Regions from separate parts of the Homo sapiens genome. Here region 2 is linked to region 1. A link is a contact called in ENCODE Hi-C or POLR2A ChIA-PET data. All regions are on one chromosome and are shown on one strand. The core of a region is the stretch at or near the end of the contact, and the rest is flanking DNA. Distances in the headings are between cores, read along the strand shown. Region 1 has its middle 20 kb from the start of RBM47-AS1. Region 2 overlaps RBM47 (RNA binding motif protein 47).

The links. A loop is a pair of places that touch in the nucleus more often than their neighbours do. ChIA-PET counts read pairs that join two places held with the same protein, here RNA polymerase II (POLR2A).
Region 2: a map of Caco-2 shows a loop between it and region 1 (6-fold over the local background). The contact joins two enhancer-like sites. A Hi-C loop is called at or near these places in 1 of 168 maps with a recorded cell type or tissue (Caco-2). POLR2A ChIA-PET finds 5 or more read pairs at or near these places in 1 of 52 experiments (K562).

The regions. Positions count from the first base shown.
Region 1 is chr4:40,403,036-40,408,938 of GRCh38, forward strand. No RefSeq gene overlaps it. Among named protein-coding and RNA genes, the nearest start is that of RBM47-AS1, 20 kb to the right of the region's middle. Within about 2 kb of position 1,781, at least 12 of the 41 ENCODE cell types and tissues checked have a DNase peak (open chromatin) inside an H3K27ac peak, as active enhancers do.
Region 2 is chr4:40,574,759-40,580,937 of GRCh38, forward strand. The region is part of intron 1 of RBM47 (RNA binding motif protein 47); the gene reads right to left. Among named protein-coding and RNA genes, the nearest start is that of RBM47, 52 kb to the right of the region's middle. RefSeq lists enhancers at 2,381-2,550, 2,571-2,770. Within about 2 kb of position 2,418, at least 33 of the 41 ENCODE cell types and tissues checked have a DNase peak (open chromatin) inside an H3K27ac peak, as active enhancers do.

The DNA of each region.
Region 1 (5,903 bases), core at 531-3,030:
AGTTTTTGCCTCATTCAACCAGAGTCCAGAGAGGAATTTTCTTCTGAAAGTGGAGATCCGTCTTATCTCCCCCACCTCTTGCCTTGGGGTTAGAATACCAGGAGACGGTGCTGGGACCCTGAGCAAGTGGTGGCATACCTGTCATGACCTTAGCCCTGCTCTAGGCCGTTCGCAACACACCCAGGTCCTGCTGCCCAGCACCCCTGCCTCCTTTCTAATCCTGTGTTTAGAGAAACACTCCAGTTTGCTCCTTGTCCCACAGCCTCAGAACTCAGTTCAAGGGGAGGGAGTGAACAAGCCTTCTCAGTTGTCAAAGGCCTTTGCTATCTGAGCATTGCAACAGCAAAAGCAAATGGCCTAATCCCTTACTTAGATAGGCAGGGCCAGAGCTAAGGCAAAGAATCTTGTTTGTCGTAGAATAATAGAATGCAGAACCAGTAGATGTCTCCTGGATCATCTGGCCCACAGTGCACAAATGAGGAAACTAAGACGCAGAAAGATGAAATAACTTGCCCAAGGTCACGCAGGCCCAGTATAAATAACACCAGTCGCCCCAACTTATTAAGCTCCTACTGTGTTACCTGCTATAGGGTAAAGCTTTTACCTGCCTTATGTCTCCTCACCACAACCTTGCAGGATAGGTGCTATAATCTCTGATTCACACAAAGAAAATGGAAGCCCAGAGAAGGCAGGTGACTTGCCCAGGGGAGCCCCCCAGCTTAGCACAAAGTCAGGTTTCCTTTTCTTTTCTTTCTTTCTTTGCTTTTTTTTTTTTTTTTTTTTTTTGAGACAGTGTTTCACTCTTATCACCCAAGCTGGAGTGCAGTGGTGTGATCTTGGTTCACTACAACCTCCACCTCCCAGGTTCAAGCGATTCTCCTGCCTCATCCTCCCAAGTAGCTGGGATTACAAGCTCCTGCCACCACACCTGGCTAATTTTTTTTTTGTATTTTTAGTAGAGATGGAGTTTCACCATGTTGGCCAGGCTGGTCTCGAACTCTTGACCTCAGGTGATCAGCCTGGCTCAGTCTCCCAAAGTGCTGGGATTACAGGCGTGAGCCACCACGCCCAGCCAAAGCCAGGTTTCCAACACTCTCTCAGCCACCACTCTCTAAAGTGAGACCCTGTTTTGTTGGTGGGTTTGTCAGAATGCTGGATTTTCCACATCTAAGACATGGCATGACATGATTGGCAGGTTGCAAGCGCTGCTGTTTCGTAAGAGACCAGTACAACAGGGAGAAGAAACTACCTGGCCTCCTCAGAACGAAAGAATTATAGCTCTCAGCTCAGCTTTCCATAGACCTCTCCAAAAAGGCTGTGAAATGTTGACAAACGAGTTAAAGTTGGATCAAGTGCCAGCCACTGTGCACTTACTTCCTGATTAGTTGTATCCATGGCCCTTGTCGCTGAGGACACAGAAAGCAAAGAGAATGTTAGCTTTCTCATATGGTGGTGTGAAATCAGAGGTTCCTCACAGCCCTGGGAGTTGGGGCCGAGCTGGGTTTGTGTCTCTTCTTGCCCCATCCCTCTCCTGCTGCTTGGTGTCTTTTCCTTCCTTCATGTCCCAGCCGTCCCCTGCAAGGCCCTACTCCACACCAGAACCTCTGCCCTAGTCCTCCTTCCCTCTGTCCCGTAAACACTACCTGTCCCATGTGCCTTTCCTCTGGGGCCCTGTTCTCTGTCCTCCGGGCTGACTGATAAGCTGATCCATGTGACGTGCTCAAGGGAAACTTGCTCCACTTAGGTAACACATTTGAGATTTAAAAGGTGGAGTTGTCAAGTTTCTGAGTCATCTGTCAGGGATACATCTGGGGAGCCAGGAAGGCCTTGGAGGGGCCATACAATCACAGGCTGAGTCACTCATTTCTAGGGTTGTCACAAGCTTGATACTCTGCTCGCCCTGTTCCCATACTGCTGGAGAAAAGGTTTCCAGTGCTCTGTCCATGCGAAGTATATAGTAAGCGAAACTTCTGTGCATCTGTTTCCTCACACAAATGCCACACTTAATGAGGGACGTGGTAACTCTCAACTGTACCCTGGGTCACTCCCAATTATCTTTCTGTGTATTAAAGCTGTGCTTAAAGCTATAGCAAAATAAGATTATTCTGGTAATTTTGAACCCTTATTATGGATCAGTCTCTACATATTGATCTCTAATCTTTATCACAACCTCAAGAGGTTAATATTATCACCTATTTTATTGATAAAGAAACTGAGATTCAGTGACTGGCCCAGATTATCTTAAGAAGAAAGTCTGAGAAAGGTCTGTCTGACCCCGTGGTCCTTGCTCTTCCTTTTGTGCAAGGACGTGTCACTTAGCTCAAAGTATGCCTATAGCCCAGGCTGGAGCTGGCTTTTGCTGGTTCCTGAGAGCTGATTGTGAAATTTTCAGAAATTAGACAAGCCAATGGTTAAACACAGCCATTACTGAAAGTAAAATACATAAACCTTACGATGTTAGTTATGGGCTTGTAAATACAAGAAAAATAGAAATAAAAAATATATATAAACTCAGGTATGTCTTTATGAGCAGCGTGAAAACAGACTAATACAGTAAATTGGTACCAGTAGAGTGGGGCAGTGCTGGAAAGATACCCAAAAATGTGGAAGCAACTTTGGAACTGGGTAACAGGCAGAGGTTGGGCAGTTTGGAGGGCTCAGAAGAAGACAGGAAAATGTGGGAAAGACTGGAACTCCTTAGAGACTTGTTGAAGGGCTTTGACCAAAATGCTGATAATGATATGGACAATGAAATCCAGGCTGAGGTGGTCTCAGCTGAAATGAGGAACTTGTTGGGAACTGGAGCAAAGGTGACTCTTGTTATGTTTTAGCAAAGAGACTGGCAGCATTTTGCACCTGCCCTAGAGATTTGTGAAAATTTGAACTTGAGAGAGATGATTTAGGGTATCTGGCGGAAGAAATTTCTAAGAAGCAAAGCATTCAAGAGGTGACTTAGGTGCTGTTAAAGGCATTCAGTTTTTTTTGTTTTGTTTTTTGAGATGGAGTTTCACTCTTGTTGCCCAGGCTGTAGTGCAATGGTGCAATGTCAGCTCACTGCAACCTCTGCCTCCCAGGTTCAAGCAATTCTTCTGCCTCAGCCTCCCAAGTAGCTGGGATTGCAGGCATGCACCACCACGCCTGGCTAATTTTTTGTATTTTTAGTAGAGATGGGGTTTCACCATGTTGGCCAGGCCGGTTTTGAACTCCTGACCTCAGGTGATCCACCCACCTTGCTTCCCAAAGTGTTAGGATTACAGGCGTGAGCCACCATGCCTGGCTCAGGCATTCAGTTTTACAAGGGAAGCAGAGCATAAAAGTTCGGAAAATTTGCAACCTGACAATGTGATAGAAAAGAAAGTCCCATTTTCTGGGGAAAAATTCAAGCTGGCCACAGAAATTTGCATACGTGATGAGGAGCCAAATGTTAATCACCAAGACAATGGGGAAAATGTCTCCAGGGCATGTCAGAGAACTTTGCAGCCACTCCCATCACAGGCCCAGAGGCCTAGGAGAAAAAAAATGGTTTTGTGGGCCGGGTGCAGTCTAGTGATTTGGTGCCCTGCATCTCAGCCACTCCTCCAGCCGTGGCTGAAAGGGGCCAATGTAGAGCTTGAGCCATGGCTTCAGAGGGTGCAAGCCCTAAGCCTTGGCCACTTCCATATGGTGTTGAGCCTGCAAGTGCACAGAAATCAAGAATTGGGGTTTGGGAACCTCCACCTAAATTTCAGAGAATGTATGGAAACACCTGGATGCCCAGGCATAAGTTTGCTGCAGGGCGGGGCCCTCATGGAGAACCTCTGCTAGGGTAGTGTGGAAAGGAAATGTGGGGTCAGAGCCCCTACACAGAGTCCCTACTGGGGCACTGCCTAGTGGAGCTGTGAGAAGAGGACCATCATCCTCCAGACTCCAGAATGGTAGATCCACTGACAGCTTGCACCGTGTGCCTGAAAGTGACGGACACTCAACACCAGCCTGTGAAAGAAGCTGGGAGGGAGGCTGTACCTTGCAAAGCCATAGGGGTGGAGCTGCCCAAGACCATGGGAACCCACCTTTTGCATCAGTGTGACCTGGATGTGAGACATGGAAGCAAAGGAGGCCATTTTGGAGCTTTAAGACTTGACTGCCCTGCTGGATTTCAGACTTGCATGGGGCCTGTAGTCCCTTGTTCTGGCCCATTTCTCCCATTTGTAATGGCTGTATTTACCCATGCCTGTACTCCCATTGTATCTAAGAAATAACTAATTTGCTTTCAATTTTACAGGCTTATAGGCAGAAGGGCTTGCCTTGTCTGGAATGAGACTTTGGATTGGGGACTTTTGAGTTAATGCTGAAATGACTTAAGACTTTGGGGGACTGTTAAGAAGGTGTGATTGGTTTTGAAATGTGAAGACATGAGATTTGGGAGGGGCCAGGGCAGAATGATATGGTTTGGCCGTGTCCCTACCCAAATCTCATCTCAAATTCCCATGTGTTGTGGGAGGGACCTGGTGGGAGGTAATTGAATCATGGGGGCAGGTCTTTCCAATTCTGTTCTCATAATAGTGAATAAGTCTCATGAGATCTGATGATTTTATAAGGGGTAGTTTTCCAGCATGAGCTCACTCTTTACCTCCCACCATCCATGTAAGACGTGACTTGCTCCTCCTTGCCTTCCACCATGATTGTGAGGCCTCCCCAGCCATGTGGAACTGTAAGTCCATTAAACCACCTTCTTTTGTAAATTGCCCAGTCTTGGGTATGTCTTTATCAGCAGCATGAAAACGGACTAATCCACCCTCCTGCTTCTCTGACTGTGGCTTCTCAGATACATGCATGGCTCCTCTTTTTCTAACTGCCCTCTAATTGTTGATGTTCCTCAAAGTTCTATTTGCATCCTGCCTCCTTTGTCATTGTGCATGTTCTTCCTGTCTGATCTTCTTTATCTCATGTTCTTGGCTGCCAAATGTATGTATATCAAGTATTGGTTTCTGAAAGAATCCTGGTAAATAGCACTTGTTTTCCCCTTCCATATTCTGAATAATCTGAGAAATGAAACAAATAACTAAAATGGGTGCTAAAACCACACAAAAATCAGATGTAATTTTATATACTAGAAATAATCCAAAAATGAAATTAACAATTCCATTTACAATAGCATCAAAAAGAATAAAATACTTTGGAATAAATTTAACTAAGATATAGGAGACTTGTACACTGACACTGGGCATGGTGGCTCACACTTGTAATGCCAGCACTTTGGGAGGCTGAGGCAGGAGGATTGCTTGAGCCTAGGAGTGTGGACCCACCCTGGGTAACACAGTGAGACCCTGTCTCAAAAAAAAAAAAAAAAAAAAAAAGGATAGAAACAAACAAAAGACTTGTACACTAAAAACTATAAAACATTGCTGAAATAAATAAAGAACATGTAAATAGGAAAAACATCTTGTGTTCATGAATTGGATCATTTAATTTTGTTAAGAGAGCAATACTTCACTAAGTGATCTACAGATTCAATGCAACACTTACTTATAAAAGTCCCAACAGTTTTTTTTGAAGAAATGGAAAAATTGATCCTAAAATTTATACAAAATTACAAGGGACCCTGATAGCCAAAATAATCTTGAAAAAGAAGAATAAAGTTAGAGGACTCACTCTTTCCAATTTGATTTTATTTTACTTATTTATTTATTTTATTTTTATTTATTTCTTTATTTTGAGATGGAGTTTTGCTCTTGTTGCCCAGGCTGGAGTGCAATGGCATGATCTTGGCTTACTGCAACCTCTGTCTCCCAGGTTCAAGTGATTCTCCTGCTTCAGGCGCCCTAGTAGCTGGGATTACAGGTGCACACCACCACACCCGGCTAATTTTTTGTATTTTTAGTAGAGACAGAGTTTCACCATGTTGGTCAGGCTGGTCTCAAACT
Region 2 (6,179 bases), core at 1,168-3,667, 170 kb after region 1:
AGAATCACTTGAACCCCGGAGGCAGAGGTTGCATTGAGCCAAGATCACACAACTGCACTCTAGCCTGGGCAACAGAGTGAGACTCTGTATCAAAGAAGAAAGAAAAAGCATCAGAATTGGCAAAACTGGAGGAAAAGAACAAAAAATGAAGAGAACATCAGATAGGTTACGAAGATAATCAGTTTGGGTCAATTCCCCTAAAACATGGGAGCTGCCATAGACCCCTCAAGGCAATAGTTTTCAATTGGGAACCATTTGGGTCCCCAAGAAGTTATCTGGCAACGCATGAAGACATTTTTGGTGGTGGGTGCTACTGGCTTCTAATAAGCACAGGCATACTGCTAAACATCCTATAATGCACAGGAAAACCCCTTAAAACAATCCAAAATATCAACTGTGCCAAGATTGAGAAACCCTACATTGAAGAATACTGGCCCTACAGAAACACTGAACAGACACTGTAATTCACAAAGGGAATGTTATTAATACAGCTACCTATAAAGAAATACCAAGGAAGCTGGGCGTGGTGGCTCACACCTATAATCCCAGCTTTTTGGCTGATTCAGGCGGATCACCTGAGGTCAGGAGTTCGAGACCAGCCTGATCAACATGGAGAAACCCGGTCTCTACTTAAAAATACAAAATTAGCCAGGAGTGGTGGCGGGCCCCTTTAATCCCAGCTACTCAGGAGGCTGAGGCAGGAAAGTCGCTTGAACCTGGGAGGCAGCGGTTGCGGTGAGTCGAGATCGTGCCACTGCACTCCAGCCTGGGCAACAAGAGCGAAACTCCATCTCAAAAAAAAAAAAAAAACTACCAAGGAATAGCTACCTATAAAGAAGTCTCCCCAAGTTAACTGAATACTTAAAATTTGAATACTTAATGGTTTTGTCCTTAATCCCCGTTGGACCACTTTGATAAGGGCTACTGTGTGTCTGAGTGACCAACCCATGCCAGTTTGCCCAGGACTGTCCTGGTTTTAGCACTGAAAGGACAAATGAAGCCATTCTGTCCGCCAAGAGTACAGTGATATTTGGTCATCTGGAATTTTCTCTCTTTTGAAGAGAAACCTCAGATTCCTTCATGGTTTCCTCTGTGCTTGTTCTCACACATTACCAAGCTCCTGAGGCCTGGCTCCAGCAGGGAGAGAAAGGGTCTGATCTCAGAGGTGCTCTCTGATCCAGAGGAAGCCCAGAAGAAATGGGGGCCTGCCAGTGCTGGTGGCCAGGAGGGCATTGTTAATAGCTCATCTGGTTCTGTCGCCACCCAAGGCAGGGTTCTCCTTTGGATCGGACACTGGGGAAGTGTTCCTTCCCTGCAGGCTCACATAGCTTGCTAAGAGGCATCTTTCCTCACCTCCTCCTGGGGCAGTGCCCCAGGCAATGGAATGCATTCCTTGAGAAAGGATCCCTTACATGCTTTCCCTTATCTTTCCCAGATTATGCCCTTTCTTCAGCCTATTTCTTTTTTTCTTTCTCTTTTCTGTTTTTTTTTTTTTTTTGGGGGGGGGCGGAGACAGGGTCTCCCCCTGTCACCCACAATCATATTTATGCCTGATCAATTTTTTAAAAAAATTTTTTTGTAGAGATGGGGTCTTGCTATGTCGCCCAGGCTGGTCTTGAACTCCTAGCCTGAGCAACATAGCAACAGCCACCATGCCTGGCCTCCAAGCCTATTTCTTACAAAGGTGAAACTTTCTAACTACTACCTAGCCCCTGTGATCAACTTACATAACATATATGAAAGCATTTTGGAAACTGTAAAATATCAGACAAACGTAACATACTAACATCACAATGAGAAATCATTTGTCATTTTTCTTTTTTAAAAGAGACAGGGTCTCACTCTATCGCCCAGGCTGGAGTGCAGTGGCATGATCATGGATGGCTCACTGCAGCCTCAAACTTCTGGCCTCAAGTGATCCTCTTGCCTGAGCCCCTCAGGGTGCTGGGATTACAGGTGCAAGCTCAGCTCATTTCTATTTTTGAAGTTAGCAACTGAGGGTTGTTTCACTTTCTAGATACTTTAAATTCCCGTGTGGCAGGCACTGTTGTAAACACTTTGCATGTGTTATCTCATATAATATTCACAGAAATCCTGATGATGATGATGATGATACCCATTTTATAGATGAAGAAACTGAGATAGGATGACATTAAATAACTTTCCCAGGGTCACAGAGCTGGTGGAGCTGAGTGATTAGATTCAGACAGGCTGGCTCCAAAGTCCATGCTGAATGCTACCTGTGACTCAAGCCAGGAGAAAAAAAGGAGTTGCTCAAATAAAGCGTCCCTGGCAGTAACGAATCATTAACTTTCAGCCCACTCCAAGGAATGGGTGGCCTGAGGGTCACGTGCTAAAGAGGAAACCCTGAGTGAGTCAATCATGAACACATGACTGTTCTTAGTTCCTTATAGGTTTGCTTCCTCAAATAGCCTTCCTGGAGTGCTGAGCCAAGAGATGGATTGGGACCAGTTTCAGTTCTGGGAAAGGGGCTGAACCCCATCTAGCCAATGCCTGCACCCACGCTTCAGCTCTGTGCATGCTGGTGGCCGAATCTAACACAGGCCACAGGGACTTCCTCAAACTGGGAAATGCCTGCTCATGTTGTCAAGAGTCCTCAGCAACAGCTTGTTTGCCGACTAAACAAGGCTGCCACCTCACACAGGCAGCCTCAGAAAGATCAGGGAGTTAATAGTTACATGAAGACAGCTCAGAGAACAGCTCAAGTGACAGTCCAGACAAATGCAGATCGTATAATGGGTACCTGGTTAGATTCTGTTTAAAAAAAAAAAAAAGGATGTTCCTCTCTGCTATTTATTCCCTGTTCCAATTTTTTTAAAAATCCTGTTTTCCCTTTCCTGATCCTCCCTTATGGTATCTCATACTTAAAAAAAAAAAAAGTCTGGGATAAGCTGATAGTCACAAAGAAACAGGAATGCAACAAACCAGAAACCCAAAGCCCCAAATCTCTGCCTTATCACAGACCGTTTAAAACTCTGGAGTTTTTTCCTACTTCAGCACATATCTCAAGATTAGATAAATGTGGTACCATTGTGTTACTCCCTGGTGAAGAAACCAACAAACTGTCCAATAAAAATTACAGGAAGCTAGGAGCGGTGGTGCGTGCGTGTAGTCCCAGCTACTCAGGGGGCTGAGATGGGAAGATGGCTTGAGCCTAGGAGGTCAAGGCCAGCCTAGACAACACAGCAAGACCTCTTCTCTTAAAAAAAGAAAAAAAGAATTATAGGAGGTCACTGTTTTGGACTAAACTTCTGCAACTAGGGCCCAATAGACCAGACTGAAAATCAAAATGGAGTCACCCAGGCTAAAGTTCCACATCACAAAACAGAAACTAAGTTGTTGTCTGACCTTCTCAGTAATCAGGACGAAGAAATAACACCAAATTTCTTAAATGGGCCAGTTTCAAATCTTTAATTGGCATAATGAAACTCCCTGCTTTAATCCTTAAAGTAATCTGATGTTATTTTTCTGTTGTTCTGTCTCCTGTTGTCCCATTCCTTACAAAAAAAGTATCTTTGAAACAATTAATATACTTTAAGTTCTTTCCTTCTACTTTATAAAGCCAAGCTCTTCTGCTCGGCTGACTGGAACCCTTTTCCTATAATATGGAAGGAAGTGTTGCCCGATTCTAGAAACTCAAATAAAAGCAATTGAGAACTTTAAACTAAATTTGTTGCAATTTTGTCTTTTGACACATAGGATTTTCCTCCTGACACTTATAGACAATTGTAGAATAAATGGCCTCCCTCTGCCTCCATTTTCTACTTCCATTCATTTTCAGTGTTCTTAGCTTTTTCTTTCTACATGCCCACCACTTAGATTTCATTGTTCTTCCATCTGAAAGCTTTGCTTATGGCCTTTTCTATCATTTTCTCTTCTACCTTAACTTCTAGAGTTATTATGTTACCTAGGACAAGAGATATGACTTCTCACTGCCTCAGTTCCTCATCTGTAAATGGTGCTGTGTAGCAGGGCCTGCTGTAAGGGCTAAGGGGTAACGCACACAAAGTGCTTGGCACAATGCTACACACAGTAGGTGCTCAAAATGTGATAGCAAGCTGGGCACGATGGCTCACGCCTGTAATTCCAGCACTTTGGGAGGCCAGGGAGGGCAGATCACTTGAGGTCAGGAGTTCAAGACCAGCCTGGGCAATATGGTGAAACCCCATCTCCACTAAAATAACAAAAAATTAGCCAGACATGGTGGCGTGCACTTGTACTCCCAGCTACTCAGGAGGCTGAGGCAGAAGAATCACTTGAACCTGGGAGGCGGAGGCTACAGTGAGCCAAGATCATGCCACTGCACTCCAGCCTGGGCAACAGAGCGAGACTCTATCTTAAATTAAAAAAAAAAAAAATGCAGCCAGGCACGGTGGCTCACGCTTGTAATCCCAGCACTTTGGGAGGCCAAGACTGGCGGATCACGAGGTCAGGAGACTGAGACCATCCTGGCTAACACACTGAAACCCCATCTCTACTAAAAATACAAAAAATTAGCTGGGCATGGTGGCACGCGCCTGTAGTCCCAGCTACTCAGGAGGCTGAGGCAGGAGAACCACTTGAACCCGGGAGGTGGAGGTTGTAGTGAGTCGAGATCATGCCACTATACTCCAGCCTGGGTGACAGAGCGAGACCCTGTCTCAGAAAAAAAAAAAAAAAAAATGCAATAGCAAAGAAACAAATTGGATGGGAATAACTAGTTCAGATTCTCTAGGTAAAACTCTATAACTTTAAGGGTAATTATTTAAAAGTTATTAAAATTATAAAAAATAAGATCTGACTTAAGTGGGAACTAGATTACCTATTTTAGGGAGATGATATGAAGAAAATTTACCCATCTTATGGAGGTGGTTCAAATCAGAGCACTTCTCCATACACGAGTCAATCTACATTCCCAAGAAGCTCTGAAGCATTTTTCTCTGTGGGTCTTTGCTGGAGTTATTACATTGAGAAAGTAAACTTTAGGGTAATTTTTTTTTTTTTTTTGAGACTAGGTCTCACTCTGTCACCCAGGCTGGACTGCAGTGGCACAATCACAGCTCACTGCAACCTCTGCCTCCCTGGCTCAAGGGATCCTCCTACCTCAGTCTCCCATGTAGAGGTGACCACAGGTGCACACTACCATGCCTGTCTATTTTTTTAAATTATTTTTTATTTTTGTAGAGACAGGGTCTCGCCTTGTTGCCCAGGCTGGTCTTGAACTCCTGGGCTCAAGGGATCTTCCTGCCTTGACCTCCCAAAGTGCTGGGATTACAGGAGTGAGCCACCGCTTCCGGCCTACTTTTAGAGGATTTATAAATTCGAATTGGTCTAAGTTCCAACATGCCAAATATCCTGGACCTCTCACCAGTAAAAAATTTTCCTTCAGTTGAACTTGGTTTAGTTAGCAAAGTCAAATGAGTCCACTTCATGGATATTTTCTAAATGTGTTTCCTCATACTTTTTTTTTTTTAACTCTTAGAATCCAAGTGACTCATCTGTGTGCTTGAATCCTTTCCACTGTCTCATCTCCCTCATCCAAGTTTCTAGTACCTTCTCTTTGTTGTGAAGGATAATCAAACTGAACAACAAAAAGTTTACTCTCCTCATTTGGAACCTAAAAACTCTCTTCTTCCTGGGTCTGAGGGCTCCAAGAATCCTTGAATCAGTTCTCAGATCATTGTGGACACCAGATCAGGAACCTCAGGCACGTGGGAAGGCCAGATAATTAGGAGGGATGCTGAAGAGAAAGCCCGATGACCACAGCACGGTGATGGTTTAAAGGCCTTGAAATTTGGTTACCATCATTCCCCAACCCACCAACCGCCCATGGGCTGCATTCACCAGCACGCACTGGCAGCCGCAGCCACCCGTTCTCTTTCCTTGCATTGCTGAGCAAGTTTCCCATATCATTCAGTTAGGCTCAGCTCTCACACATATTGAGGAATGATCCCTACCACTGCTCGCACATGAATGGGAAAGGATGTACAATACATAAAGGCAGAGACAGGAGAATTTCAGACAGTGGTAAAAGTTGTGAGGTAAATAAAGCAGAGGAATGGGACAGAGATTAACAGAGATTGGTGAGAGAGAGAAGGCCACTCTGATATTTGTGCTGAGAGTTGAACAAAGAGACAGGGAGCCTAGCAAGGATCTAGGGAAAGAGCAATCTAGGCACA